Regions from separate parts of the Homo sapiens genome. Here all the other regions are linked to region 6. Evidence: chromatin loops called from intact Hi-C (ENCODE). Cell type or tissue: endothelial cell of umbilical vein. All regions are shown on one strand. Region 1 holds the start of SLC4A2 (solute carrier family 4 member 2). Region 2 holds the start of LOC105375567 (a long non-coding RNA gene). Region 3 overlaps AGAP3 (ArfGAP with GTPase domain, ankyrin repeat and PH domain 3). Region 4 has its middle 46 kb from the start of AOC1. Region 5 holds the start of LOC105375566 (a long non-coding RNA gene). Region 6 has its middle 2.6 kb from the start of NOS3. Region 7 overlaps ACTR3C (actin related protein 3C).

Region 1 (4,000 bases), 72 kb before region 6:
CAGGCGAGCTCCGCCCAGAACCCTGGCCCGCGTGCAGACTTGACCTGCGCCTCTAAGGCCAGCCGGGTCTGAGACGGGTTGCTGGGTGAGAGACCCAGGGTTCTCAAAGTTCCTCAACCGCTGAGGCTAAGCTACCTAGGTCTTCAGGTAACAGCCTCAACTCCCTCCCCAGGACTGGAAGACGTCTGATACCCCCACTACCCATCCCCCCCTACGACCATCATGCAAAGTCAGGGTAGGGATGGCAGCATCCTCCCAGTCTCCACACTCACACACGCTCACACCCCTGGTTGGCGAGGACCCTTGGCCGGAGCACCCAAGGCTGCCCAGGGAGGGAAGGTTGGGCTGGCGACCTGGGGGCCACACTCACCGTACAGAAAGAATCTGCGCCCTTGGCGGGGCGCCGAGGGGCGCTGCTCATGGCCGAATCTTAGCCCTTTTCGCTGTCGCTGCGGCTTTCAGGGCAACGAGGCGGAGGCATAACCTGGATGGGGGAGAGGCCTGATCACCATCGAGAGCCCTGGGAGGGCAGGAGCCACCACGCGCAGGCTGCGCTGCTGGGGATCCTCCTGGAGTATGAAGGGCCTCAGAGTGGCCCTTAGCGGCAGCCACAGCACAGAGGAGAGTTATTTATAGGAAGAAAAGAGAAGAACAAGGAGACAGGAGAGGACTGAGGCGAGGGGGGCCGAAAAGGGCCGAGAGGCTGAGTAGAGGGAGGAGGAGAGAGGAGGTGGGAAAGGCCGCAAGAAAAATGAGGGAGAAAGGAGTCAAGGCCCAGGCCCGGAGAGAAAGCAACAAAGATGAGGGAGGGAGTGATAATGAGCTGGGGAAAGAGGGGAGTGAAGGCCCAGGCAGACAACGGAGCCTCGCAGGGTCAGGGCACCCACCAGAGGTGGGCCTGAGACCAGAGAGGGTGTGGTGGGGAGGGTGAGACACCCCGTGGAGCCGGGGCCGGGCTGCCGAGACAGGAAGCAGACGAATGGAAGAACTCTGGAGAGAGCCCAAGATGCCCCTGCAGGGAGGGGGTGCCCCCTCCCCAGTACAGGCCGGCAGGAGGCTTCCCTCCCCCAGGTCCTTGGGGACCGGCAGGAGGGAAGCAGGCTGGCTGGGTGGAGGGCAGGAGCTCAACTCCACTCACTCACTGAGAGAGAGGAAGGCACAGAAGGTGGGCATGGGCTGGGCAGAGCTTTATAATGGGGGAGGGGCATGTGATGGGCTGGGAGGGGGTGGGCACCGCAACCTTGAGGTTCTGCCTCTGAGGGGCAGTCTGGATCCCGCCCCTCTAGAGCCTGGAGCCAGGAAAATCTGAGTGGCAGTGCTGCCACCCTCCTGACTGTGACTGTAGGGAGTCTGGGGAGGACACTGTGTGGTGGGGGCAGAGAAGGAGCTGCAGGAGGGAGCCCAATCCCTGCAAATAGGGGGCGCATTCCTAGCGGGTCAGCACAGGGGGCACCCAAGACTGGCAAAAAGTGACGGTACCCAACAACCCATGCTCCCAGTGTGTTGCTGGGGACTGGGGGTGCCTGACTTAGGAGTAAGACAAGTCAGTGTAGCGTCAAACAATATAGGTCTGGGGGGGTCACCCAGGATGGGGAGCCTGGCAACACATTCTTGGCAAGCACTCCAACTTGGCTAACCACGCTCTTCCCCTCCCCCTCAGCAGGCCTTCAGCCAGGGCGGGTGGTGTGGGTGAGCGTGAGTGCACCCAGTCTGGGAAGGGTGTGGGGAGAGTCCGCCCAGAGCACCTGCAGGCGCCCACTCCCACCTCAGGCTGTGCCCTCGTCGCGCTCCTCCACACTCCTCTGCACCCCCTCCCCTGCTGTCCCAGAACACAAAGCAGCTTCTGTCCAGAGCATCGGTGCCGATAATCCGGGTAGGGGCACATTCCCGGGACCAGCCCCGACCGGCCCAGAGGATTAGTATCTCTCCCCTTGACCAAGGGATTAGCACCTCGGACCCCCACTTGGGCATTAACCACCCCCCAAGTGAACTCGTAAATTCCGCAGCTCTTCCATGTGGGGCTGGCGGGGGAAACGAAGGGGGATAAAGTAGACCCTGGGTTTCAGGCAGTGCCGCCTCTCACACCCAGCACAGAACTTCCCGCCTGGACAAACCGACCCCGGGAGTCAGGTCCAACTCTCCGGGCTCATCTTTCCCATTCCCACCCAGCTGCTCCCTCTTCTGTCTGACCCCTTGTCCGACCTTACCCGCCACCCGCCTTTCCTGGCTTCGCCTCTCAACCCGGAGATTGGGGATGGGGGCCCCGGGCAACCCCCAGTCTGGGCGCCCCGGACGGGACTGAAGGACTATGCGGGGGGGCCGGAGGGGAGGGGTGGTCTGGAGCCAGCCGGGGAGTGGGAGGGCCGGCGGCGCCTCGGGGAGACTACCCCCTCCTGGTGGCAGGGGGCGCGGCACCCTGGCTTTAGGGAACTCTGAGAAGGGGACCCCGGAATGCCCGCTTCCGACCAGCACTCCATCCGCCTCCCCATCCTTCTCCCCAAGACCGCGGTTCCCCGCGCCCCAGTCTCCGCCCTTTCCTCCACTTCCACTCCCTCCCCGCTCGAGTCCCGAGTTCCCCCCTCTCCTTCCCCCTCCCTTCCTCCCTCTGCGGCCCTGGCCGTCCCCCGCCACCACCTCTCCGCCTACCCGCTCGCTCTGGACTTCGTGCCCCGGGGGTCTCGGGGTCTCTCCCCGTCCTCCGGCGCACTCGCGCGCTCCCGACGACTGCCCCGTGCCCACCCCGGGGCGCGCCCCCGCCGCTCCCAACTTCTCCCAACTCAACTTTCCCCCGCGCCGCGGGCAGGCCAGCCCCCTGCGTGCGCGCCCCCCGGCGCACCGTGCGCGGTCCCGCCTTCGCGGGTGGGGAGGCGGGAGCGGGGGCCGGGGCGGGGGCGCGCTTCCAGGCACAGCCCGGCACCAGGGGCCGCCCCCGCCGTCCCTCTGCCCCAAGCTTCTCCACTCGGGGCTCGGGAGCCCCGAGGATGCCGTCCCTTGGCTCCATTACGGCACCTCTGAGTGTAAAGGAGCCCTTCTCACGCTAGGGATCCCAGGCAGCAAAACGCAGGCACAAGGAAATTCGGGGAAGTCGAAACATAAACGTATCGGGGTTGAGATTCTCTTGCCCCCCTCAATAACCCCCGTGCCTCCAAGAAAGCCCCTGAGGGACGGGTGGCGAGTGGGTGAGAAGGGTGACAGGGGCTGGAGGCTGGCCGCCCGGTACCCTGAGCTGATCTGGGAGAGGGTAACTTGTTAGAGGCTCTCCACTTCCAGAGAGGGACAGAGATTCGCTGTGCTGGCCTCCTTCCTCTTGAATGGAACCTCCACACTGAACCGAACCCTAGGCAGAGCCATCACTTATCATTCAAGACCTTTGTGTGTAGTTCTTTTTTGCCCAACGAAATCACAAAGTCTTCCAGATAAGGAATACACTTTTTGCTTCTTTTCCCTTGTGTATGCAAAAGCATTCAGATAGAAACGAGTTAATTAACACGTGTTTAGCAGCAACTCTGGTTCCGGTGCTGAGGAGTGCTGTTTGGGATCCTTTTCCCTCGGTCCATAGCCCTCAAGAATGCAATCATGAGACAATTAGAGAGGCAGCGTAAGGGAATCTATAATCAGCTCCTTTAAGGGGTGAGGCAGAGGCTGCTGCAAGTTGAGCATCGGTCTGTGGTCTTGTCTGTGGAGGGGGTTAACCAACCTGCCTGCCACACCCTGGCTGACTCCAGTGGGCCCTGTTCCGGAGACTGGGGTCTGAGGGGGACCCCCAGGGCTCCACCCAGTTTTCCTCAGCATGTCAGAGTTCAGCGGCTAGAGTCGGGTGGGCTCCGAGACAACAAACGGGGCTCAGCAGAGAGGGGGTCTTTGGCGTGTGTCCCTCCACTAAAATCCAGCCTCGAAGGGGCACAGCTGTTCTCCCAGCCCTGCGGTCAGCTGTTCCCTGTGAGGTCATCATCGCTCACAGGCATTCCCCAGTCAATTCTGGGGTCACTAGGTGGCTTGG
Region 2 (4,000 bases), 110 kb after region 6:
GAGCTGGATGGAGAGGGAGCTGTGTTTTCCTGGCTAAGTCCATGAAGAGTGGAGCTTCTGTTAAGTGAGTTGGGGGGATGGAGGAGAGAGGAAGTGAGTCATGGCTCAAGTGTCATAGATTCTCATTGTTCTTATTGGGAACAATTTCCAGAGACTTTAAATGCTTAAAAATCATTTAACTAGATATAAGTGTTTTGCTGGGGAGCAGGTCTGCAGAGCTCCTCATACAATCATTCTGGAAGTGGTCTCTGCTTTTTTCTCTTCCTTCTTTTTTCTTTCTTCCCTTTCTTTTTCTTTCTGTGTGTAGTTTCTGTTTTGTTTTGTTAACCTATGGATCAACAGCAGAAGATGTCAGATGTAAGAAATGATGGTAGGACGTGGGATGCTATTAGTAGGTATATCAGCTAATGTTGAAGACACTACTCTTAAATCAAGGAAAATATGATCAGAATAATAAATTTTTAAAGTATAGTGAACAAATTCTTCAGTAAGGCTGAAGGTTAAAAGTAAAAAGTTTCAAAGCAATACTTTTCTTGGCTCTTCTTTATAATAATTTATTGTCTAGTGAGCTACTAACCCTTTTTCTTTATGACTTGATTGCCCCCGTATGCTAAAATACTTGCTGTTTTACTTTTCCTTTCATTGACATTTACAATCCTTTGTCTTTTAGTAGTTTCACAAGCTTTGAAACAATGTTTAGATAATTTTAAAAAATAAAAATAAAACAATGCTAAGGGTACAATCATTGATGTTTTAAATATATCAGCTGCTATAAGGCACTTTGTCCAATTTTCATAATAATTTTGTCTTAATGGTGTTAAGAGCAAAGATTTAAGATTTACTTTCTTAGTGCCATAAAAATAAGAGCTATTCAGCTGGGTTTCTGAAATATTAAGTGCAATGCAAAAGTTTGTTTGCCTAATATCCCTGGACACCAGGCTTCCCAAAATATCCTGCCCCAGACCATAGCCACATCTTCCCACTAGATTCCTGGGCAACTAGAAACAATGGTAAAGGAAAACAAGGTCACACAATTTTTTTTGAGATGGAGTCTTGCTCTGTCACCCAGGCTGGACTGCAGTGGCGCGATGTCGGCTCACTGCAAGCTCAGCCTCCCTGATTCACACCATTCTCCTGCCTCAGCCTCATGAGTTGCTGGGACTACAGGCGCCCGCCACCACGCCCAGCTAATTTTCTTTTCTATTTTTCGTGGAGATGGGGTTTCACCATGTTAGCCAGGATGGTCTTGATCTCCGACCTCGTGATCCACCCGCCTCGGCCTCCCAAAGTGCTGGGATAACAGGCGTGAGACACTGTGCTCGGCTAAGGTCACACTAATTGTTAGCTGGGAGTGGACCCCAAACCTGTTGAAAGAACCCATCAGCTTTCCTTTAAGAAGGTAATGCCACAGACCACAACAGATAATTGAGGGTTATTCTGTGAGCTTCCACTAAAGCTAAAACATGTGTGGAAGGGACAGAAGAGAGGATAACAGGTTTGCTGGCCTGTTTACCACTTGGGGACGTTTGGATGGATGATGAAGAAGAAAAAGAATCAAAAGGACTGGGGCTCATCACAGGTGGGAATAGTATAATATTAGCTCTTCATTCAGAACCATGGTAGCAAAAAGAGAGAAAACTGCATCTGTGGACTGAATTATTCCCCTCAGCCCTCTACCCCAGTGTGTCTTCTTTTTGGGAATAGAGTAGAAAGCCAGGAAAATGGTGGGGATCTAGGAGGAAGCAGGCATCTCCTCTGACTTGCACGTCCCCCTGTTTCACTGTCCTTTGTTAACTCACTGTGTTTGACAGCCACATCTGTGGTCAGCCAGGGGTGCAGCTGCTCCTACTGGTAGCTAATGGCCATAGAACACCAGGGGCGTCTTAAAGCCCCTTCTGTGATCCGCACCACTGCTCCTGGGTATACTCCCAGGGTCTGTTATATGGGTAACATGCACCTCGCAGCAAGATCTCCTGAAATGGGTTAGGACAGGAATATTAGGTAATTGCAAACCCATACTTCCCACCATTCTTGTCTTCAATTATGGCCAATTACATAGTTACGGCAGCCTTGTATTGTTACAATACAATCTTCCTCTATGCTTAGGAACCTCTATGGAGATGGTTGTGTTACTTCAACCAAAGACAAGAAGAGACTAATCTGCAGAATTAGAACAATTCCCTAGTTCTTCAACAAATCAGTGCTGCTTTTCTTGCCAATAATAGACGTGTTTGTATTTCTCCGTGGAAACCCTTGGGGTAAACATGTTGCTTGTTCTTCCAATAAAGAATTGAACCACCAGAGGGCCTCAGGCGACTCAGGAGGTTTGGGAAGAGACAAAGGCACATGCTTAGAGGGTCTGGAGAAGGCGAGGAAGAAGGAAGGGAGCCAAGTAAAACATGTGACTGACCAGGGGCTTTGGAGAAGACAAGCCCTGCAGGAAGGCACGCATGTGGTCATTCTGTCTGTAGCCTCCCATTCCTCCCTGCTTTCCCCAGCTGCATCTACCTGGATCCTGAATTTGAACCAAGTGGTCCAAACGGCCCGGTCACCTGAGCAACCCCTCTGCAGGAACCGCAGGTGTGGGCGGGGTGGTGGGGAGGAGGCGGGGGGGTGGGGGAAAGGCGGGGGGTGGGGGGAGCTCAGCGGCGCCATCTAGCGTCCAGACAGCGGTGGCTCTGGGAAAGCTGATTGTTTTCTTAGCCAGAGGAGGAAGAGAAGGTTGGTCCTCAGCGCCTGGACGCCTGGTAGACGATAGGGGATGACATGATGAGTAAAATAAGGACAGGAACACGCCGAATCCCCTTTCATAATGATAGGACCACGCCAAATCCCCTTTCTTTTTAAAATTTGACATATACCCTTGAATATATATGTATTCTTATAAAATATGGTTATCTGGTATGTATTTATGTATATTGATATAAAGCTGCAGATTTAAAAATAGTACTTCTTTCATCTCTCTCCATCTACATAGTCTTCGTGGTTTTCAGTAAAATGATAATTTCTGGATTACTTAGATGTAGTTATTATGATCCAACCCTTGAATAAGGGGAGTTGAGAGTTGGTGAAACATCCCTGTCTCAATATTTGTTCATGCCATATTTCCTTTGAAAGAATTTACAGATAAAGGCATCAAATACCTGAAAAAGTAACAAGTTTACTATATTTTACTTGAGAATTTGTATATATATTTTTAAGAAAGCTTTTTAGTTTTGGCGTAATTATAAACTCACAAGAGGTAGCAAAAAGAGTACGGAGTTCTGTGAACCTTCAACTGGATTTCTCTAATGGTGACATCTTGCAATGGACTGAGTATGTCTCCCTCAAATTCATGTGTTGAAATCTTAATCTCCATAGTGGTAGCATTAGGAGATGGGGCCTTTGGAAGGTGATTAGGTCACAAGGGCAGTGCCCTCACAAATGAGATTAATGCCCTTATAAAAAAAAAAAAAGACCGCAGAAAACTCTCTTGTCCCTTCCACCATGTGAGGACGCAGTGGGAAGATGGCCAGTCCATGCACCAGGAAGCAGGCCCTCCCCAGACACTGAAGCTGCCAGGGCCTTGATCTTGGACTTCCAGCCTCCAGAACTGTGAGAAATTAACTTATGTTGTTTATAGGCCACCTAGCTACGTGTTTGGTTATAACACCCTCAATGGACTAAGACACAGATAACTGGAGTACAATGTCAAAACCAGAAAATCCACATAGGTACACACTACTATTAACTAGGCTACAGAAGTTATTCGGTGTTCACTGCTTTTAAACCTGCATTCATCTCTCTCTCTCTCTGTCTCTCTCTCTGTCTCTCTCTGTGTGTGTGGTTTTGTGTGTGCATACAGTTCTATGCAAGTTTATGTCAGGTGTTTTTGTCAGGTGTGGATTTGTGTAAGCAGCGCCTCAGTCAAGATGCAGAACTGCTCCAACACCACAAAAGAACTCCCTCTTGCTACCTCTTTTTATTAACATCCATGCCACCACCCCAATCCATCCCCATC
Region 3 (4,000 bases), 130 kb before region 6:
GAAAGAATCCAGGGGCCAAGAAGAAATCTACAGCTTCCCATGCGGGAGGGAAGAGGACTGGAAGGGGGCTGGAGACCCCCCACCCAGACCCTGTGGGCAGGAGCTGGAGGAGTGGCCGGCCTCAGGGCCCAGGCTGGGCCTGTGACGCTCACCTTCAGGGGACTCCTCCTGGACATAGGTCCCCGTCAGATAGCGGTGCACCAGGGCTGACTTCCCGCTAGACAGGTTCCCCACTATGCCCTGCGGGAGAGGAAGGGGTGAGTGGGTCAGAGGGCAGAGGGCACGAGGGAGAAGACCCAGCAGGAAAAGCAAAGAAGCAGCAGGAGGGAGAAAGGCCAGGGCTGAAGGGGAGGAGAGAGGGCAGAGAGGGCCAAGCTGAGCAGAGAAGGGGACAGAAGCCGGAGAAGCAAGGCCCAGGCCCGCGGCACCCAGCCTCGCCCCCCCAGCTCCAGGCCGCCGGTGCTGCCCATGGGCCACACTCACCACTTTAAGCTCCGGTACGGAGCGGCTCAGCGTCCACTCCTGGCTGTTCACAAACGAGTCTGCGGAAGACAGAGCCGCCCCGTCAGGGCCAGGGTGGCACACACACCTGTCCCAACCACTGCTGCCTGTGTCACCTATGATGCCCTCCCCAAGCCCAGGCCAGAGGACAGCAGCTTCCTCCACGGGACCCCCAACCCTCACCCCTAGTTCCCCAGGAGGCAGTGGGAAGGTTCTTCTTGAGTGAAGCAGAGTAAGGATGGTCTTCAGAACAGGACTCTGAGGGCTGTGGGCTCAGTCCCCCTGGTTTCGGCCCTGTGTCCTTCCTCCTCTTCCTGCTCCAGCAGGTTTATTGTCCCCCCACCAAGCCACACCTGGCCTAGTGCCCCTGTGGCCCAAATACCAGGCCCAGGTTAGAGGCCACTCCAGCAGGTCTCAGAACAGACCCAAGGGCTGGGCACCTGGTTGGGGGGCAGACTCCTGCAAGTAAGAACAGCGCACCCTGGCAGGGTGGGGCCACCCACCACATTCCTGAGCCGGGTGAAGAGGGAGGAGCCTGGCCTGGCCTGGCCCTGTTCTGCCAGGGGCAGGTGGATAGGGAGCCATCTACCCCACCCGCCTCCTCTCTAAGCTCCTCCTTAGCAGGGAGGCCGCCTCCTGGGCTCCCTTCCCTTCAGTCTGTCCTCAGAACCTGACTGGCAAGTCCCTTTACCCAGAGCCCTCCGACAGCCAGGCCCCCATCTCCGTCACCTCCAGGTTCCACATGGGTGCTCGGGCTAGCTCTGGGAACCCCTCTCTAGCTGGGCAGCACTGCTTCCCTCCCTGGCTCCCAGAGGCACTGTCCCAAGTTTGTGTCAAAGAGCAGTTATGACGACCAGGTCCACAGCAGTCCCTAACCTCATGCACAGGGGCAACCGGAGGCGAGCGCGCTGCCCCGACAGGGAACTAGGAAAGGTGTCTGGCCTAGCCCAGAGCCCTCTGACTCTGGTGAGTCTCCTCTTCCTTTCCTGGGCCGCACCCGAGAGCTCCCCCTCCGGCCTGTCCTCCTCGGCCACTGCCGAAGACCCCAGACGCCAGGCGCGGACGACACTCGGTCCAGACCCCAGACCCCGCCAGCCCCGGACGCGCGCGGCAGCTCGCCTGCCCTGGGCGCGTCCGGCTTTTCTCCCGCGAGCTGTTTTCTGCCAGACGCCCCCCAGGCCCGCCCCCTTACCGCTGGGCGCGCGCAGGAGCTCCGGGGCCGCAGCCGCCCGACGGCCCCACAGCGGCGCGGCGGGCGCGGGCTCCCTCCGGCGGAAGCGGCTCGTGAGCAGCCTCCAGAGGCCGGCGGCGGTGCGGGGGCGGCCGGGCTCCGGCGCTGCGCGCGGGGCGTCGGAGCCCAGCAGGTCGCGGCGGCTGGGGAAGGCGCCTAGGGAGCCGGCGTCGCCGTCGCTACGGGTGCGCGCGCGCGGCGGCCGGGCCAGCAGCCCTGACTCGGAGCGCCGCACCTCCTGGCCGCGGCGCAGGCGGAAGCTGAAGCTCTTCCTGAGCGCCGCCAGGCCGCGCCGGGGCCCCTCCGGCCCGCGCCCGCCGCGCAGCACTGGCCAGCGCTGGCTGCTCCACAACGCCGCGCCGCGCAGGAAGCCCGCGCTGCCCGCGCGCCCCAGACCCGCGCCCGGCGCCTCGGCGGCCGCCAGCTCCAGGCGGTTCACCTCCAGGAAAGTCATGCTGGCCGGCCGGGGCCGCGGAGTCGGCTCCCCGCGGGTGCGGCTGCGCCGGGTCGGCGCGGGGCTGGACGCGGGGCTGGGCGCAGGCGAGACGGGCGGTCCCGAGGGCGCCAGGCCCCGGCGGCCGAGGCGCGGGCGCAGGAGGCCGAGCAAAAGGCCGCGGGCGCCGGTGGGCGGCGGCTCCGGGCCGCCCGAGCACACGCTCCGCGGCCGCGCCGGCTGCTCACTGGCGGCGCAGAGGGCGGCCTGCAGGGCGGCGGCAGCGCGGCCGGCCGAGGCGCCGTGCAGGTCCAGCGAGTCGCAGACGCTGTGGGCGCGGCGGCAAGCGGCGGGCCGCTCCCCGGGACAGCTGTCCCCCTGCGGCCAGCCCCGCTCCATGCTCAGGGCCGGCGGGCGCGGGCCAGGCCCATGGCGAGGGGCACGGGGCTGGGCCCGGGCCGGGGCCGCGGCCGGGGCGCACGGACCTCCGGCCTCTGGGCACCTGGTGTGGGCCGACCGAGTCCCTCAACTCCTCCACCTCGCGGCCGGCAAGCCCAGACCTGGAGAGGCCGGGAGTCAGCCCAGCCCGGAGAGAGAGGCGGCAAGTCTGGCCTGGAACGCCCGGGAACGGCGGCGCGGCGCGGGGGAGCCGGCCTGCTGGGGCAGCCCCTGGGAGCCCTCGAAAACAGGAAATTCCAGCCCAGGGCGCCTCCTAGGATCCGGCAGGTAGGTGAGGAGCTGTCATTACGAGCAGGCCAACTAAATAACAGTCCTCAGTCCACCACACACTGGGCCCCATTTTGGAGAAAAGCGGGCCATTTCTCATTCTTCAAAGGAAGAGCCAGAAGAGCCAAGAACATGAGGCCCAGAAGTATGACAAGCCTGAGTGAGACGTCAGAGGCAGCCATGCCGGGTCTGCGCGCGTGTCCTCGTCTGCAGCACGCGAGCTTCAACGAGGTGGTCCTGTCTTAGTTTCGGCTCTGACATTCTGAGGTCGAGAGTTGCTGGCTGCTACAGTCGGTTTCTGTTGATGACTGAGGCTGTCTTCTTTGGAGATTATAAAATCCAGAAGATACTCATCTGTCTGGACTGAGTTAAGCGTCCTGCCTAAGGGCAGCAGAGAAGTCAAAGATAACCTCCGCTGCAGTTCTGGGTGAGTGACTCACTTCTGAGGCCCGGACCTCTCCAGGCCCCTGCTGCTCACTGGGTCTCACCTCCTGTCGGGATGATGGGCTGAGATCAAGTGGTAGCCTGCGGTACTGGCTCCAGCCTGACGTTCTGTAAATGAAAACACTCCTCCAAGCTCCGAGGCCCTTCCAATTCATGACTGTGGGCTGCCTGGACACCCAGTAAACCCAGAGCTCACCCAGAATTGGAGGCAAGAGCTCCCCGGCTGTGATTGACACTGCATTGTAAACATCAGTCCTCTCCCAGGCTCTGAAGCCCAGCCAGTTTCCGGTCATCCATAAAGTCAGAAACCACTGGCTGCCTCAATACCAGCCACGGATCAGGAGAAACCAGTTTAAGTAGTGGCAAGGGACCAGGGGCTTGCATTTCCTTTAAAAAGACAATACTGCCCACTTTCCTCCACCCCCAGTCCAGCCCAACTCCCAGCGTCCCTTTCAGCTTTAGAATTCCATGGACCTGGTCAGAGCCAAGTGGGAGATACAAGTGGCACATTCCTGAGGGGCTGAGTGGGAATGCCTAAGGAAGGCAGGGCCTCTCCATCCTAGGTGCTCCCTGCAGAAAAGAGCGCTGGAAATTCCCAAGTCCTGGGCTGGATCTCCCAGGCCTGGAGAGGCCCTGGTGGTGAGTTTGTATTTCCGTGGGACTAG
Region 4 (4,000 bases), 90 kb after region 6:
GAAATGAGGATGTCATAATTTTGTCAAAGTAATGCTGCCCAGGCCAGGTGCCGTGGTTCACACCTGTCACCCCAACGCCTTGGGAGGCCGAGGCAGGAGGATCACTGAGCCCAGGAGTTTGAGACCAGCCTGGGCAACATAGTGAGACCCCTACTCTAAAAAAAAAATTAGCCAGGCATGGTGCACACCTGTAGTCCCAGATATTTAGGAGGCTGAGGTGGGAGAACTGCTTGAGCCCAGGAGTTCAAGGCTGCAGGAGTGACCTGTGATTGCACCACTGCACTCCATCCTGGAAGACAGAGAGAGACTCTGTCTCTAAAATAATAATCATAATAACAAACAGCTCTCAAACTCAGTGCATTATGACAACCAGTGTTAATTACTCTCATACTCACAGGTCTCAGATGGCTATAATTTGGCTGATCCAGGATAGGTGTGGCTGGACGGCCCTGCCTTAGGCTGTAGGTAGCCTGGGTTTGACGCAAGTTCAGGTGGTTGCACCAAGTTTGTCCTGGGGCACAGCAGAGGCTCTCTGGAGGAAGCTCTTCTTACCCTGGACTTCTGGAGTGGAAAGAAGGAGCCAGGCCATGTGGGCGCATGGAGTGCTTCTGCTAGTTCCATCCTCCAACAGCCCCAGGGCCAAAACACGTCAGGTGGTCAAGTCCAACATCAATGAGCAGGGGAGTCTATACGGGAGGAGTGTGAGTATTTGCTGAATAATAATAACCCAGACTGTCACCCGCCACCTCAGAGAGGAGCTGTGAGGACGGAGGGAGTCACTGCCTGGTTTGTGCACATGTTAAATGCTTACCCCATGCTAACTGATACGTGGAGGATGTAGGGATGGGTCAGATTCTCAAGGTCTTGATAAATCACGTTGAAAATTTTGGGAGCCATGGAGGCTTCAATCAGAAGGGTGACAGGGTTTGATCTGGATTTCAGAGCAACCCCTCTGGAAGCCGCGTTGAGGTTGGTCTGATGGAGGCGAGACTGGGGTCTCAGGGTGATGAGCAGTAAGTCATCATGGGGAAAGGAAAGATGGAACGAATTCAGGAAATGCTGGGAAGGTGGGACTCACGGGTAGATGGCAGAGGGGCTGTGTGGAGGGAAGCAGGTGCCTAGGCTCTCGGTTCTTGGCTTGGGTCAAGGGACATGATGATAGACCCTGGGCTGGGGAGCACAGGAGGAAGGGCTGGCCTGTGCAGGGGATAGAGGAGGTGATAAACCGGCTTAGACATGTGGAGTGTGAGGTTCTCACAGGACGTTTAGGTAGAGGTACAGGTCTTGGCGTGTAAGAGAAGAATATGGACATGGGACATATATTTGGGAGTCAAATCGGTTAAGGGGCAGGCAGGAAGTGAGCCCCAGTTATTGAGGTTTCCAGGGAATGGGAAATATGCTGGGTTGGCGCAGGGGAACTCCAGTGGCGCATATTCACATGTGGCTGACGTCGCCGTGAGATAGCCATCCTCATATTCTTCTTCTAAACTAAAGCCTGAAATTACTTGGGGGTGGCAAAGCCCAGCAAAAGAGCCCACCCCCAGCCTCCATGGCTAAGGCTTGGCCAATGAGTTGTAAGACAAGTGATGTCTGTGAATTCCGGCAAAGCACAGTGAAGGTAGCCATACCCTTCTCTGTCCCCTCCTCCATCCTACTGCCTGACTTGTATGAGATGGCTGGAGCTCTGGCAGTCACCGTGGACTAGGAGGCTGGGGGCTACATCCCAGGTGGAGGCCGTGAGGAGGAAGGAGGCTGCGTGCCCTAGGCCTTCATGGGGCCCCTAAGCCACTCAGGACTGTGTTTACAGAGAAACACGACTGTCTCTTGTTGAAGCCGCTGTGAACACATTTTTCTGTTCCATTCAGCTGAACTTGGTCCACAGGGAGCCATTTTGAGTCTGCCGTTCTTGGTCAAGCCTCACCCCGGGGGCATTTCCAGCCTCTGTTTTCTCCGCGGGATTAATAAGAGGCAGCCGTGCCCGGTCCAGTCGCCGCGAGGTGTTGTGCGCCACCTGGTGGTCGCGTGGCAGACAGCATTCCTCCAAGCGAGACAGCACCAGCGGCTAAAATGCAGCTATCTGCACCTCGAACCCAGCCCATCTTTTAGCCAATGACAAGCCAAGTGCCCCAGAGTCCTGCATGGCAGTGGACGCTGACAAGAACTCCAGGAATTCCAGATTGCATGGAGCTTCTCGGCTCAGGTGTGTTTTCGGAATCAACTGCGGGCAGTTTCCAAGGAGCCAGTTGGCGGTCCCTGCGTCTCCTCGTCCAGGTCGTGAACTTCTGTACTAAAGGATTCCATGTGACCCCTCTGCTGCAGACTCTGGTCTCAGAGCAATAGTGAGAGCTGGAGAGAAGGGAGGGAGATGACTCACTGCTTTACTGAGCAGGAAATTAACACCAAGGGAGCCTAACCTGGCAGCAGCCTGGAAAAATTGGTTTGCGGTGGTTTGAGCAGTGGGCAAAGTGGGTTTATGTGGGCGAGCTTATTAACACTTCCTTTTGCTGACTGCGGGTACAAGCTTGAAATGGCCAACAGTGCAGCAAATAGAGACCAAGTTGCAAAAATGAGTCTTCATCTCACTGAAGTTTGAGAAATTGCAGAGGCTCGTGGAGAGACTCCTGGTGCCAGGACACGCAGGTCTCCACCCAATCTGGCCACTCTGTGTGTGACCCGGGGCCCGTCCTCTGTCTCCAGGCTCCCCTTGCTACATGAGGTGGCCGGAACACTGCCTGGGTTTTGAGGCCAAGGGTTTGTAGGTGTTGGTGAAGAGAAGGGGCCCCCAGGCTAGGTGAGGGGACCTCAGTTACCTCCCCCTTTCCCAATCATCCTTTTCTGAGGCCACCTTCAATTGCTACCCTATCCTAAAAGGCCTCGAAAAGCAACAGGCTCTGGTGTCCCGACATCTTCTGGTTTCCTCTTCTTTCTGTGAAACAACTGAGTCTCAGCTTTTCTCATTTGCATCCCCACCTGGCAGCTGAAGAGCCGCAAACAAAATAACACCTGCTTTACATGAAGGGGAAGTGACTTGGGGCTGGAGTGAGAGGTGGGCCCGGGTCATAAGTCCTTGTTTGTTTTCTTCTTTCCTTACACTGCTTGGTGGGTTCTTCGTGGTCCTCCGCAAAGAGGGTTTGGGAATGGCGGGTGTCTCTCTCACTCGGAGCCAGCCCCTGTCTCTCTTCTGCACTGTTCCTGAGCCTGGGGTGGGTGTCTGGAGCGAATGGACTGGATTCCTCCCCAGCCCCAGGGTCTCTGTCTCTGGTGAGGGGCAGGTGGCTGTGTGTTGAACAAGCCTCTCCCTCCTCTGATCCACAACCAAACACATACAGGGATGTCCCGGGTAACTCTGGGAGTGTCCCTGTCTCTGGCCCTGCATTCTGGGGTCTGTGAACTGCAAATTGCTAGATGGAGGGATCTGCCTACCCCAAAGGGGAATTTCCAGGGAGAGGGATCTGTCCACCCCAAGGGGTGTGGCCAGGGATCCTCCTCCAGGAGATGAACCCCACAGACATGACTTTGGGTCCAAGCACCATCAATGCCATTTCCTGGGGCTGCATGGCTGGGAACCAGTTTGCCGACCAGTCGGAGCTAGATAGGGAGGGGGCAGGGCCGAAGTGGAGGTCTCCCCCTTTCCTTTCACTGCCTTTCTACATGCGGTGCTGGTCCTGGATCTGTTGTCCTGAGACTCTACACTTGTCCTCTCCCTCCTCTGCCATGTCTTGTGGGGACAGACCCCTGCAAGTGGTATCTCCCACACTTCCAGGTTCCACCCATGGGAGGCCTGAGCATGAGACAGAGGGGGCTGGACCTTCTCTCCCTTTCTCTCCAGCTGCGACAGACAGGCCCCCAGGGCTCCCAGCTTCCACTGGTGACCCGGCTGCAGGGTCTGGGAACTCCACGCCCTCCCTCTGCCCCTGCCTCTCTGGGCATTGCTGTCTCTGGAGTACCCACCCTGTTTATCTCTTAGTTCACCCATCCTCCCAGCTTCCAGTTCCCTGAA
Region 5 (4,000 bases), 210 kb after region 6:
TTCTTGGTTGAAATTGTTGTGGTGGGGAAATTTTTTTTGAGAACCATCGAGTTAGTGCTAGCATAGAATCTAACAAGAAATGGCCCTGCATCCATTCTCTTTTCTTCTAATAACAGCCCCAGATTTCCATTTTTGGACCTACCTTTTCCTTTTTATCAGGCTAAGTGTTCATGGTGGGGCTCTGTCCTTAGTTCCAGGGATAAAGCCTGTGACCCAAACTTAAACCGCAGATCATTTTCCCCAGGCCATGGAGATTGTTTCAAATGTGGGCACATGGCCTGAATGGGTCATATCAGAGTAAATCTTAGGGCTTCTGGGTTATGCCACCATCACAGGCTCTTGCTTTCCTCACTGAACTTGAACCTAGACGGATGTAAGCTGGAGCTGTGGCAGCCATCATTGCCCTGTGAAAAGTCCACTTGGAGCTGCCAAAGACCACCCCAGGAGCTTCAGAATGAAGACAACCTGGAAGTCAGAGCTGACAGGTGAGAAACAACAAACAACTCACACCTGATTGTATTGCTTGAATTCTGAATTCAGCAGTGCTTGAAGCCAGATTGAGTCCTGACCATTTTAGTATACGATCATTAAGCAATCTTTTGCTTACGACATGTGCGGTTGAAAGAGTCCCAATTATAATAGGCTGAGAGACTAGGTATAGTAACTAGCACTTAAGTGGGTTGTCTAGGCTGTAGGCCCCAGATATTTAGGAGCTGCACTCAGAGGCTCCTGAGCAAGGTATGTGTCTGGGGTGACCCCAAGTGCACTTGCCAATCTGAACTGTGAGGAAATACCATGTAATGGGGGAGAGGAGAGTGTGGCAGGCATTCAGATACTTTGGGGAAACTCACTTCAAGCAAGTGTTCTGTTCCTTAAAAAGCTGCATATAAACTCAAGTTTTGCAAATGTATATGTACATTTATATATACATATACATAAAATGTATATGTACATTTATATATACATATACATAAAATGTATATGTACATTTATATATACATATACATAAAATGTATATGTACATTTATATATACATATACATAAAATGTATATGTACATTTATATATACATATACATAAAATGTATATGTACATTTATATATACATATACATAAAATGTATATGTACATTTATATATACATATACATAAAATGTATATGTACATTTATATATACATATACATAAAATGTATATGTACATTTATATATACATATACATAAAATGTATAGTTTATTTGTCTTAGATAATTCACTCTGTAGACAAAATCCAGGTGGAGTAACAGTGCCTGTGAACACTGGATCCCCAAGAGTCTATCTTAATGTCGGTGCTAGAGAAACAGAATCAAATCAGAATTCTAGATCCCATTTACGTCTTAATACCTGCACTCTGCAGCTGAAAAAAGCATGAAGAGGCTATTTATGTACTCATCTCATTAAAAAATAAAAGCAAGGCTGGGCGCGGTGGCTCACACCTGTAATCCCAGCACTTTGGGAGGCTGAGACGGGTGGATCATGAGGTCAGGAGTTTGAGACCAGCCTGACCAACATGGTGAAACCTGTCTCTACTAAGAATACAAAAATTAGCTGGGCGTGGTGGCGCACACCTGTAATCCCAGCTACCCAGGAGGCTGAGGCAGGAGAATCGCTTGAACCTGGGAGGTGGAGGTTGCAGTGAGCTGAGATTGTGCCACTGCACTCTAGCCTGGGTGACAGGGCAAGACTCCATCTAAAAAAAAAAAAAAAAGCAAACACAACTCAGTGAACTCAGTGTGTAGAGTGTGCTATGATTTATTTTAAAAGTGCGGGTAGTGGTGGTGGGGAACAGTATGGACATTTCTGCTGTAACATTTATATATTGCTGAAAAATCTTGCATTCCTTAAATATTTCATGTTAAAAACAACAGACTTATGAGAGAGTTATGGTTGGATCACGTTGTTGAAAATTAGTGCTTTGTGAAGAGCGCTAACAAAAGCAAAAAACCAGTCTTAATACAGATATTAGTACAATGAGAAGACAAGTTAAATTTCTTATAAATGTAGAAACACTGTAATAAAAAAGAAAAAAGAAACCTCTTTACTTTTAGAAATAAGGTGAAGTTAGCTTGAGGAAAGAGCTGTAAGGAAGAGTGAAGTCAGCTGAGTCAAGGACACAAGCGGAAAATGTGCAAAGATGAGCCAGAAGCATGGAAAAGTACCTCCAAGACAGAGGAGAACTGATCCAAGAGAAAGGAGATGGGAGTGGGCATCACGTACAGCCAGAGGGCGCCACCTGCCGGTAAGAGCTGAATAGTGAACTTCGTGTTTCTTGGGATAAAACATTGTATAATACACAGTACTGGGAAGAAAATCATATACGCACTAATGTGCCTCTACGTTATACCGCCGTCATTCCCCTAATTTATCACCCCCTTATGAGTAAATTCGGGTTACAAAAACTTGTGTAACATAACATTGTATATATTCTTTGCAATGTATGCAAATACACACAAATATGTAAATATATGTTTATTTGTTTGTATACGCGTAGGATAGTTTCAGATGGAAACACCCAAAGTAGCAACACTGACTGCCTCTAGGGGGGGAAACCGAGCATCTAGAAGGTGAGGTGTGTGTGGGTGTACTTTTGAGGTGTTGCCCACCTGTATGTTTTGAATATTCTCTAATCAAAAAAAAAATTTAAATAGAATCATTAAAATTTTTTAAAACTGAAGACTTCCCCTGGATCCTTTCCATCATCTTTAACTAGAACCATTCTGGCTTTATGACTAAACCTATCTGCTTTGGTCATTTACTTCTTTAAAACGAGACAACCATGTGACATCCTAGGATCCATCGAATGACCTGGTTCACAAGAGAAGCCAGAGTGCAGTCAGGACAAGGCAAACAGCCCTTTACTGGAAGAATTGGGCAATCTATCTGGTGAGAGGTAAGTTTAAATAGGGCAGTGACACTGCACAACAAAGTCCCATTTTTTGGACTTTATGGGGGTTGAAAACCCTGCCTGACAGACTCAGAGTCCTTAACCAGACTGCCCCAGCGGGGAGAAGGGTACCAGGAGGGTTTCCACGAGGGCAGAGGCAGCAGGTGTCTGACTACCTACTCCATTTGCAAGGACGAATGGAAAGCCAGGGCTCACCACACAGGTGAACAGTAGAAGACTGCATGAGCCGATGGAAAAACAGACCCTAAGAGCAGCAGAAGAGGAGAAAGTCCAAATAACATCTTCAGTGAGATTAAGACTATAGTTTATGGCAGTCTCGTGCATCTATCAACAATAAGAACATGCTATATAGAGAGACAATTAGAAGACAAGAGTTACCTAGAGATTGAAAATATAATTGCTGAAGTTAAAAAACCCTTTATTGGCCGGGCGCAGTGGCTCACACCTGTAATCCTAGCACTTTGGGAGGCTGAGGCAGGCAGGTCACTTGAGCCCAGGAGTTCAAGACCAGCCTGGACAACACAGGGAGACCCTGTCTCTACAAAAAAATTGCAAAGATTAGCCGAGCATGGTGGCATGCACTTGTAGCTTGGGACTACATCCTAGCTACGTGGGAGGCATAGATGGGAGGATCACCTGGGCCCGGGAAGTGTGAGGCTGCAGTGAGCTGTGATTGCACCACTGTACTCCAGTCTGGGCAACAGAGTGAGATTCTGTCTCAAAAAACAAAAAAACAAACAAACAAAAAAACAAAACAAACAACAAAAACCACCTAAACTAAACTCCCCCCAAAAACCCTTTACTTAGAAAATGATGAAAAAGAGAAAGTGGCATAAAATATTAGTGAAAAGTTAACAATTCAAGAGGGCCATCTGAGATTGGACATCCACTGGCAGGCATCTCTGAGTGAGAACAGAAGAAAGAGGAAATATGAAGGCATGGGAAGGGAGCTGCACAGAGTTAAGGAAGACTTTGGTTTGCAGAGCGAAAAGGATTGCCTAATGGAAGCACAATAAGTAGGAAAAAAATACTCACTTAGACTCATATATATGAAGTTCCAG
Region 6 (4,000 bases):
TGACTCCTCTGTGAGGTCTTCCTTACGTCCCCTTCTCCATGATCTCTGGGTGGCTGTCACCCTGTCCCCAAGGCCCCGGGGACAGCTCTTTCTCTGGGCCCTCCTGGTCGTGGTTTTTGGGCAGCTTGCTCTGTAAGTGTGGGTTCTCACTTAAATGAACCTGTGTGCTCTGAACCTGTGTGCTCTGGAAGACACAGGTCAGTTCCTCTCTGTGGGGATCCTCTGCTGGGTTGAGCTCCTGCACTGAGTGGGATTGCTTCATACATTGGCTTGTTTTGTTGCAAATGTGTGCAGCCGCCTGGGGACTGGAAGCTGTGCTCTGGAGGCAATGGAGAGGGTCCACTGAGAAGGGAATTGGCTGAGGCTAGATGGGTCTGTGTGGGCAGAAAGAAGTCAGTCTAGGTGAAGGGGAGGAGTGCAAGAAGGAGCACTCTGTGGCCACAGGGAGGATGGGTTACAGTTCAGTACAGCCAGCACTGAAGGCTGAGGGTCACAGGGAGGATGGGGTCCAGTTCAGTACAGTCAGCGCTGAAAGCTGAGGGTCAGAGTAGGCCTGGATTGGGTTTGAATTGGGGCAGAGGATGCCATGGCAGGGTCTTAAGAAAAGGAGGAAAAAAAAAAGTTAAACAGACAGAAAAAGTCAGAGATGAATGCTCTCTGGACAGGGGATTCCCTGCTTCCCCTTTCTTGGGCCGTGGCCAGTGTTGTCCGGAGTGTCCTGCCTTCCATCAGGGTGCTCTGATGAGAACAGTTGATTCCCCCGCCTGTCGGAGGAGGCCTGCCGTCCCCAGGGCTCTGCCTGGTGCTGGCCTGCTCTATGCCTGCAGCCCTGCCAAGAATGATGCCCATGCATCTTAGTGGCTGACTGCTCATATTGGTAACCATGTTTTAAAGAGGACTTTCCGAAAAAACAGTTTTCAAGGTTGGAGATTTGGTGTTCGGCTGAAAGAATTTCCATCTTCAATCATGAGATCTGAAGCTGAATGGGCTTTGGAGATGATCTGGTTGGGAACTGAGCCCCCTTGTCCCTGACAGTGGCTGTGTTTCCGCCTCGGGGAGGGCTGGCCCAGACCCCAGGGGTAAGGTGACAGCCTTCTGTGGGTGAGTAGGGATCCCTCCCTGGGGAGGGCTGTGCCCTGTGCCCCCTGCCCCCTCCATAATGCCAAAGAGGCGGCAAATCTTGCCCCTGCCTTCCCTCTCAGACCAGAGTGCTCTGCAGGGCTGGGCGGGGGACGCCTTGACCTTGGAGGGCTGTGCTGGGAAGGGAAGGCCTTGGGCCTGGGGTGTGTGCATGGGGGCCTGGGTGGTGAGGGCAGGGGTGACTGAGCGGAAGTCCCTGACTCTTTATAGCCCAGCCCGGGGCTGTTCAGTGTGAGCTGGAAGTACCCCACCCTTGCACTATGAGCAGCTTCCTTCCTGCCTGCTGGCAAGGACGGGTGGGGAGCGGGGAAAGGAGGGAAGGGAGGCGGGAGCAGCGGGAGAGGGGCGGGGAGCAGCTGCCGCCAGGCCTCCCCCTCCCGAGGATGTAACTCATGCTGAGTGCTGGGGGGCGGAGAGATTTGCTCAGCTTCCAGATTGCAGAATTGGTGCTGAGCCTTTGGTGAGGGCGTTGGGGCGGCTTCTGGGATGCTGAGGGTTCCGGGCTGTGGACGCGGTTGCCGGTCTGAAGGGGCTCCTGTGTTGATCCTGGGCGCCCCCTGGTAGCCCCAGCCCTTCTTGAGACAGCCACATGAGGGCAGCAGAGAGCCGAGGAGGAGCGATTTCAGCACAATCGTGGGATCAGACACCACGAAGGGAGGGGGAGACCCAGGGGATAGGAAAGGAGCCAACGGCATCGGGTGGTAGGTCTACACCAGCCATCTGGGGTCCCAAGGTGGCTCATTTGGGCCCACCCCCAGAGGAGCAGATTGGGACAAATCTGCGCCTCCCTGCTTCCTGCACAGACCACATGGGGTGTGTCAAACCGAAGGCTCAGGAGGTATCTTCACATACACACGTACACGCACACACATACATCCATGCATGCATGCACACTTTCTTACACATATATCCATGCATGCATGCACACACATACACATATATACATGCATGCATGCACAGTCACACACACATACATCCATGCATACTCTCTTACACACACAAATGTTTCGGGGAACGTTTGATTTCCCCACAAATTCATAAGTTGAGATCCTAGCCCCCAAGGTGATGGTGTTAGGAGGCGGGGTGTTTGGGAGGTGTTGAGATCGTGAGGGAGGAACCTTCCTGAATAGGATGCGTGCCCTTAAGAAAAAAACCCCAGAGAGATCCCTCACCTTTCCATCATGTGAGGACACAGTGAGAAGGCGCTGTCTATGAACATGGGTCCTCACCAGACCTTTCCATCATGTGAGGACACAGTGAGAAGGCACTGTCTATGAACCGTGGGTCCTCACCAGACATGGAATCTGCCAGCACCTTGATCTTAGACTGCGGCATCCAGAACTGTGAGAAATAAATTTATGTTGTCTTTAGGCCACCCGGTCCTTGGTGTTTTCTTACAGCAGCCTGAACAAACGGACACACACACATACATCCATGCATACGTGCACTCTCTCTCTCTCTCTCACACACACACACACACACACACACACACTCAGGGCAGTGGTGTTGAAGGAAGAATCTAAACCTGAAGGTTGATCAAGGCCTGGAGATTCTTGCATTTCCCTTGGGAAGGTGGAAGTTGGTCCAGACTCCCAAGAGCCCCCAGAGGCTGGCAGACCCCTGCCACTGCCAGGGTAAGGTCTTGGGTTTCCAGGTCACTGGGTCTGTCAGCCAGGAGGCAGAAGCGTCTCTGGAAGAGGTTCACCAGGCTCTGCCCCAGGGAGCCCACCTGAGGGCGGGGCAGCATCTCCCTGTGCCCCCTCCCTGCTCCCCAGCTGGGGAGCTCCCCCCCTCACAGTTTTGCAGTTGTCCATGGGTTGTGCATCCTGGGCTCCCTCACTGACCAGCCTCCTCATCTGGGCCCTGCCCCTCCAAAGCTAATTTGGGCCAAGAGCATCTGTGTGGATATGAAGGCTTTCCCATCCGTGGGAACTTGAAATTTCCTCCTTTTTTTTTTTTTTTTTTTTGAGATGGAGTCTCGCTCTGTTGCCCAGGCTGGAGTGCAGTGGCGTGATCTCAGCTCGCTGCAAGCTCCGCCTCCCGGGTTCACGTCATTCTCCTGCCTCAGCCTCCCGAGTAGCTGGGACTACAGGCTCCCGCCATCAAGCCCAGCTAATTTTTTTGTATTTGTAGTAGAGATGGGGTTTCACCGTGTTAGCCAGGATGGTCTCGATTTCCTGACCTCATGATCCGCCCGCCTCGGCCTCCCAAAGTGCTGGGATTACAGGCGTAAGCCACAGCGCCTGGCCGAAATTGTCCTTTATTCCGGGGATCCAGAGTGAGAACGAGGGGGTTTCAGGGGCAGGCTGAGGCCTCCTGAATGCTCACCATAGGTGCCCTGTCTTGGGCTCTGAAGGCCCTACATACAAAGTCATCCTATCTGCTGAGGCAAAGATATAAGGTTACCTCGGACTTGAGACGGATGGTTGTCAGGGATCCATCTGACAGGCCCTGCCCCCTTCCTGCCTCCTCCTGTCTCCCTCTCCTGCCACCCTCAGCCTGGCCCAGTTTCCTGGCATGGTTGCTGTGGCGCCTCTTGGGAATCGGAGCTTTGGGCCTCAAGTGTGCCCAGCATGGAAATTCCACAGCAACTGTCACTGGGATCGTCTGGACAGAACCCTCTCAGGTGCCCCCAGGAGGGGCTGGGCCCTCTCTCCAGACCAGGGTGGGAGGAGCAGCCTTTAGAGCCCCCTGCTGATCTGTGAGATGTGGAAATCCTGACTTCAAGCCCTGGAGAACCTTCAGTCATTGGTGACTTGTCTTTTTTCCTGCTCTCCCCAAATGGATTACATGCCCGACTCCCAGTGACCTCCCAGAGGCGTCCCTGACATATTTGCTGTTGATGATGACCTGAGGCTTC
Region 7 (4,000 bases), 700 kb after region 6:
GAAGAAAAAAAAAAAAAAGAATTGAGCCTTTTGTTATTGACGCCCAGGGTCCACTCCAGTGAGTCTGAGTCCTCCCTATTTCCGCCAGGATTGCTGAGCAACACTGCCAAGGAGGGGCTTTCCTGACCCTCATGCTGGGCCTTCAACTCTCCTCACGGGCTGTTGGGGTTCCAATTTGGACCCTGAAATCTGGGCTGATGTGCTCGATGTGACTATGTGTCTCCCCCCAGTGAAGGCTGGGAGTAAAAGAGACTGTTCGTAGCCTCCGAATCAGCTGCCCTGGCCCTGCTCTGTGGGGTAGCCCTGTTAGTTCTCACCTGACTTCTCTCTTTGAAGGAACAGATCCTGAAAGGCGTGGTTTAGAGCTCCCCCCGCTTCCCCTTACTGCCATGGCCTTCTGTGGTCGCGAACAGGCCTGAGGGAGTGTGTAACGTGAGCACACCAACCTTGCAGCATGAATCCTGAACCTTAAGGTTAAGCCTGTTACTCTGCACCCAACTCAATGGAAACATTTCCTAGGAAGCATTTGAGTTAAGTAAGCTGAGATGCTGTAGGATGTTGACCAGGCCTGTGAGGAGAACTGAATGCCTTTGTCTCCAGTCTTGGTAGATTTGAGGTTGTAATCAGCTGACCCTGTTGCTCTGTGTCATCAAAGAACACAGGGTTGTGTAGCACTTCTTGCCTGTCAGTCTTCTTAAAATTCCGCTAGAGTATATCCAAGATACCCAGAAGATGGCATTAGAATATGTTTCAGGGATGCTAAGAAACTTTAAACTTAATACCACGAGAGCGTCTTTGGAGGTCCTTGAGAGAGCCATTCCTTCCACAGTGTGCTCAGCGCCAGCTGGGCGGCCCACCTCGTGCTTCCTGTAGGCAGCAAGTATCTGGGGGTCACCTGCTGCTATGCTGAGGCCAGCTCTAAGGACACATATCAACACAAAGGTGTCCAAGAACATTCATCTTACCAGATACCCATGAAACACTTCGCATCCCTCAGGCTGCCTGTCGGTGCAGGGTGGGAATCGTTAGCGACTTCTCTCGCAGCAGCAGCAGCAGCAGCATCCTGGCGGCTTCAGTCCTCCCACCTGACTCTGCTTTTCCTTTCTTCCCCGGGACCTATCACTTTATAACCTACCATGTCATTTACTTATTATGGTTGCTTATTGTTTTCTGACTCCCAGCTAGAGTGTAATCTTGGCAGGGATCTGTGTGTTTCGCTACCTTGTGTATCCCAAGTGCCTAGACAATAAATCTATGTTGATTGAGGGACTTAGAATACCCAGTCAACAAGGTACACTGTCTCTAGGCAAAGAGATGGTGTCAGTGGAGCTGATGACAGTGCTGTGGCCAGCTCCACACCAGATTAACAACCAGCAGGTTGACAGTGGCCACCCGGCTTGTGGCATGCTGGGACCCAAATGGGACCCAAAGAAGCCTCTACAGTCAGGTTTAGGGTGTAGACAGTGCCGCACTCGGTAGTTGAGCTCGCAGCACGGGTCCACTGGTCCAGTGTGGACCACAGTGAGGTGCCAGAGCAGGCCATAGGAGGCATCTGAGAGGAACAAGGCAAGACGAGGTGCTTTCTAGACACCTGTAGACATCATTTCAGATATGATAGCGATAGAATTGGATAGACCAAGGCTGAGATTAATAGCTGAGTTGCAGAGAAAGCAGACTTACCTGTCCGAAGTCCAAGTGTAACCATGTCTAACATGAAAGACGATGGAATGTGAGGCTTGATGCATATCCACACTAGAGTAACGGTGGGGGCGGTTCTGATCCCAGGGTGTGTTTACTGCATGGGCTTCCTGGTTATTTGTCTGAGGGCAGAGACACTGGGCAGTTGTTAATGCCTGGCAACATCTTTGTGTGTGTATGCAGGAGAAATACTGTTACATTTGCCCCGATATAGTCAAGGAATTTGCCAAGTATGATGTGGATCCCCAGAAGTGGATCAAACAGTACACGGGTATCAATGCGATCAACCAGAAGAAGTTTGTTATAGACGTTGGTTACGAAAGATTCCTGGGACCTGAAATATTCTTTCACCCGGAGGTAAGGTGTTTCTTTTTTTGTGTGCTCAAGTGTGGGATGGAGCGATACTGCCACCCAGAGTGTAGAAAGAGCAGTTCCCAGCGAAGGGCCTGTGAGCAGGGTGGCCGTCATTCGGTCTCTCTGCATCCCCCATGCAGTTTGTCTGCTTGACAGATTGTTCAGTTTGCCTCTCCGTAGAGCTGGTTATCTGTTTTAATAGTTAAGGATGGGTTATACCACAAATAGTTAGGAAGACTTTTAGGAGCGATAGATGATAATAGAATTAAAAGTAATCTCCAAGGGTTGTGGGTGGTCACATGCTAGCATTACAAGTAGCTACTCTCAAGGCCTGTATGGAGGTTGCCTGTGCATAAGAGTGGGATAATATGTAACCTTTCTATCTTTGGTGATTGCCCTTCCTAACTTCTAATTTTAACCCTGGACAGTTGGTCCTGCTCTGTTCCCTGCTGCAAGTTAGGTAAAGCTTCTGTCTAAGGCCAGCATTTCTATTATTTAGATAATCTTAAGAATTAGAAATGTCATCATTTTAACTAGTAGTCATAAGGAATTATTAGTACTTTTGCAGAAAGCAGTAATTAGGAGGCACATTTTAAGATTTACATATAATGCATTTTATTTATATTTTGGTATATATTCCTGGCTAATTCAGTTTATATTCAGTAGGTGGGTTACAAACTGCTGTTTGTTTTTAGATGTGTATATGACTATTTTGTACAGAGAAATAGCATAGAATGTGTTCCTCGCTAGTAATCTGAAGAATAAAATAATAACAATGATAATCTAGTGAATGCTCACTTTTAATAGTATTGATTTGAAATGGACATAGAACAGTCAAATGTCCAGTGAACAGCTGGTGAGCAACTGAATATCCTCCTCCTTCCTCTGAGAGTGCACATTCAAGCTTACTTTGATTTTTAAAATATTTCAAATGAAATGTAATTGAGTTGAATTCGTTATACTTTAGCTTATTTAACTTATGGAATTGAATCTATGGCTGTTTATTCAATAACATGATTATCATGTGGATTGTTTCATGTTAAACAAACCCTTCTCATTAAACAAAACACTTCCCTGCATCTTCTAGACCAGGTTTAATTAATCTTTCATTGAACCTGTTTCTTTTTCCTTATATCCTAATTTTCTCATAATACGAATATTGTCAAATGATATGTCAAAGTCATGTTTCTCACTGCGTGTCACGTAGATCGTGCACATACTCTCCACTGCTCTTAGTAGACTGAATCACTGTGTATTCATGGGGTGGGGGTGGTCTGTCTGTGATGTTGTTGGTATTTTTTCTTCACTAAATCCATACATTTTACCTCATGAGGAGAAATGTGTCATCACCACCCCACGCACACGTAGTCACATGGGATTCATTTGACATATCCTTCATTCCAATGTGAATTCTTTTAAGTTATAATAAATTGTATATTTGTTAAAGTTACTTTAAAGGAGTGTTCATGTTGTTCTATTTGAGAGAAATGTGTAATGTTTCTTTTATATTGATATACAATTCAGTTTGCCAACCCAGACTCTATGGAGTCCATCTCAGATGTTGTTGATGAAGTAATACAGAACTGCCCCATCGATGTGCGGCGTCCGCTGTATAAGGTATGAGCTGCATGGGTAAGGTACTTTGATTTCATTCCACAATTAAAGGCCCATAATTCTTAGAAGACGGTATTACTGTCTATTACTAGTAAATATCCCTGTTTCACCTTCTGTTTCATAGGATTTGTTAAAGACAATATAATTGTAAGAGAAAATGGAAATATGACTCAGTTAACTAGAATTTTTATTTTATTTTATTTTATTTTGGAGACGGAGTCTTGCTCTGTCACCCGGGCTGGAGTGCAGTGGTGCGATCTCAGCTCACTATAACCTCCGCCTCCTGGGTTCAAGCAATTCTCCTGCCTCAGCCTCCTGAGTAGCTGGGACTACA

What was found. A loop is a pair of places that touch in the nucleus more often than their neighbours do. Peaks named below come from ENCODE experiments on the same cell type or tissue, not always from the same donor. Only the 100,000 strongest peaks of a DNase experiment are listed, where the experiment ranks them.
Region 1: a loop joins it to region 6, with 4 times the contacts of the local background. A loop is called at or near these places in 5 of 110 quality-filtered maps.
Region 2: a loop joins it to region 6, with 3.0 times the contacts of the local background. A loop is called at or near these places in 4 of 110 quality-filtered maps.
Region 3: it touches region 6 in a loop (4-fold over the local background); 6 of 110 quality-filtered maps call a loop at or near these places.
Region 4: a loop joins it to region 6, with 9 times the contacts of the local background. A loop is called at or near these places in 100 of 110 quality-filtered maps.
Region 5: it touches region 6 in a loop (21-fold over the local background); 69 of 110 quality-filtered maps call a loop at or near these places.
Region 7: a loop joins it to region 6, with 14 times the contacts of the local background. A loop is called at or near these places in 4 of 110 quality-filtered maps.

Annotation. Positions count from the first base shown.
Region 1 is chr7:151,058,409-151,062,408 of GRCh38, reverse strand. SLC4A2 (solute carrier family 4 member 2) reads right to left here and starts at 2,820. Exons shown (of 23, transcript NM_003040.4): 1 at 2,647-2,820; 2 at 371-484. The coding sequence starts at 421. LOC128092247 reads right to left here and starts at 481. Exons shown (of 1, transcript NM_001414898.1): 1 at 431-481. The coding sequence starts at 481. The coding sequence ends at 431. RefSeq lists enhancers at 1,119-2,026, 3,550-3,639, 3,680-3,729, 3,810-4,000 and silencers at 2,127-2,716, 2,757-2,946. In endothelial cell of umbilical vein, a CTCF peak has its summit at 2,400 (motif pointing left); DNase peaks (open chromatin) are centred at 2,598 and 2,838; H3K4me3 peaks cover 2,624 bases; H3K27ac peaks cover 2,184 bases.
Region 2 is chr7:150,875,589-150,879,588 of GRCh38, reverse strand. It overlaps LOC105375567 (a long non-coding RNA gene), which reads left to right and starts at 2,459. Exons shown (of 5, transcript XR_928171.3): 1 at 2,459-2,580. In endothelial cell of umbilical vein, a CTCF peak has its summit at 2,302 (motif pointing right); DNase peaks (open chromatin) are centred at 78 and 2,318; H3K27me3 peaks cover 810 bases.
Region 3 is chr7:151,113,335-151,117,334 of GRCh38, reverse strand. AGAP3 (ArfGAP with GTPase domain, ankyrin repeat and PH domain 3) reads right to left here. Exons shown (of 18, transcript NM_031946.7): 2 at 484-542; 3 at 153-240. Among named protein-coding and RNA genes, the nearest start is that of AGAP3, 29 kb to the right of the region's middle. RefSeq lists silencers at 1,753-1,812, 2,013-2,062. In endothelial cell of umbilical vein, no CTCF peak of the experiment used is centred here; no DNase peak of the experiment used is centred here; H3K27ac peaks cover 1,075 bases.
Region 4 is chr7:150,896,670-150,900,669 of GRCh38, reverse strand. No RefSeq gene overlaps it. Among named protein-coding and RNA genes, the nearest start is that of AOC1, 46 kb to the right of the region's middle. RefSeq lists silencers at 1,912-1,971, 1,989-2,149 and an enhancer at 1,855-2,149. In endothelial cell of umbilical vein, a CTCF peak has its summit at 2,029 (motif pointing left); a DNase peak (open chromatin) is centred at 1,999; H3K27me3 peaks cover 370 bases.
Region 5 is chr7:150,777,168-150,781,167 of GRCh38, reverse strand. LOC105375566 (a long non-coding RNA gene) reads left to right here and starts at 39. Exons shown (of 4, transcript XR_928163.2): 1 at 39-485; 2 at 2,083-2,273. In endothelial cell of umbilical vein, a CTCF peak has its summit at 2,279 (motif pointing left); a DNase peak (open chromatin) is centred at 2,247; H3K27me3 peaks cover 1,010 bases.
Region 6 is chr7:150,986,410-150,990,409 of GRCh38, reverse strand. No RefSeq gene overlaps it. Among named protein-coding and RNA genes, the nearest start is that of NOS3, 2.6 kb to the left of the region's middle. RefSeq lists a promoter at 1-41 and enhancers at 1,312-1,471, 1,978-2,018. In endothelial cell of umbilical vein, a CTCF peak has its summit at 1,734 (motif pointing right); a DNase peak (open chromatin) is centred at 1,539; H3K27ac peaks cover 674 bases.
Region 7 is chr7:150,284,422-150,288,421 of GRCh38, reverse strand. ACTR3C (actin related protein 3C) reads left to right here. Exons shown (of 8, transcript NM_001164458.2): 5 at 1,882-2,055; 6 at 3,577-3,669. Among named protein-coding and RNA genes, the nearest start is that of LRRC61, 37 kb to the left of the region's middle. RefSeq lists enhancers at 921-1,420, 1,421-1,922. In endothelial cell of umbilical vein, a CTCF peak has its summit at 2,142; no DNase peak of the experiment used is centred here.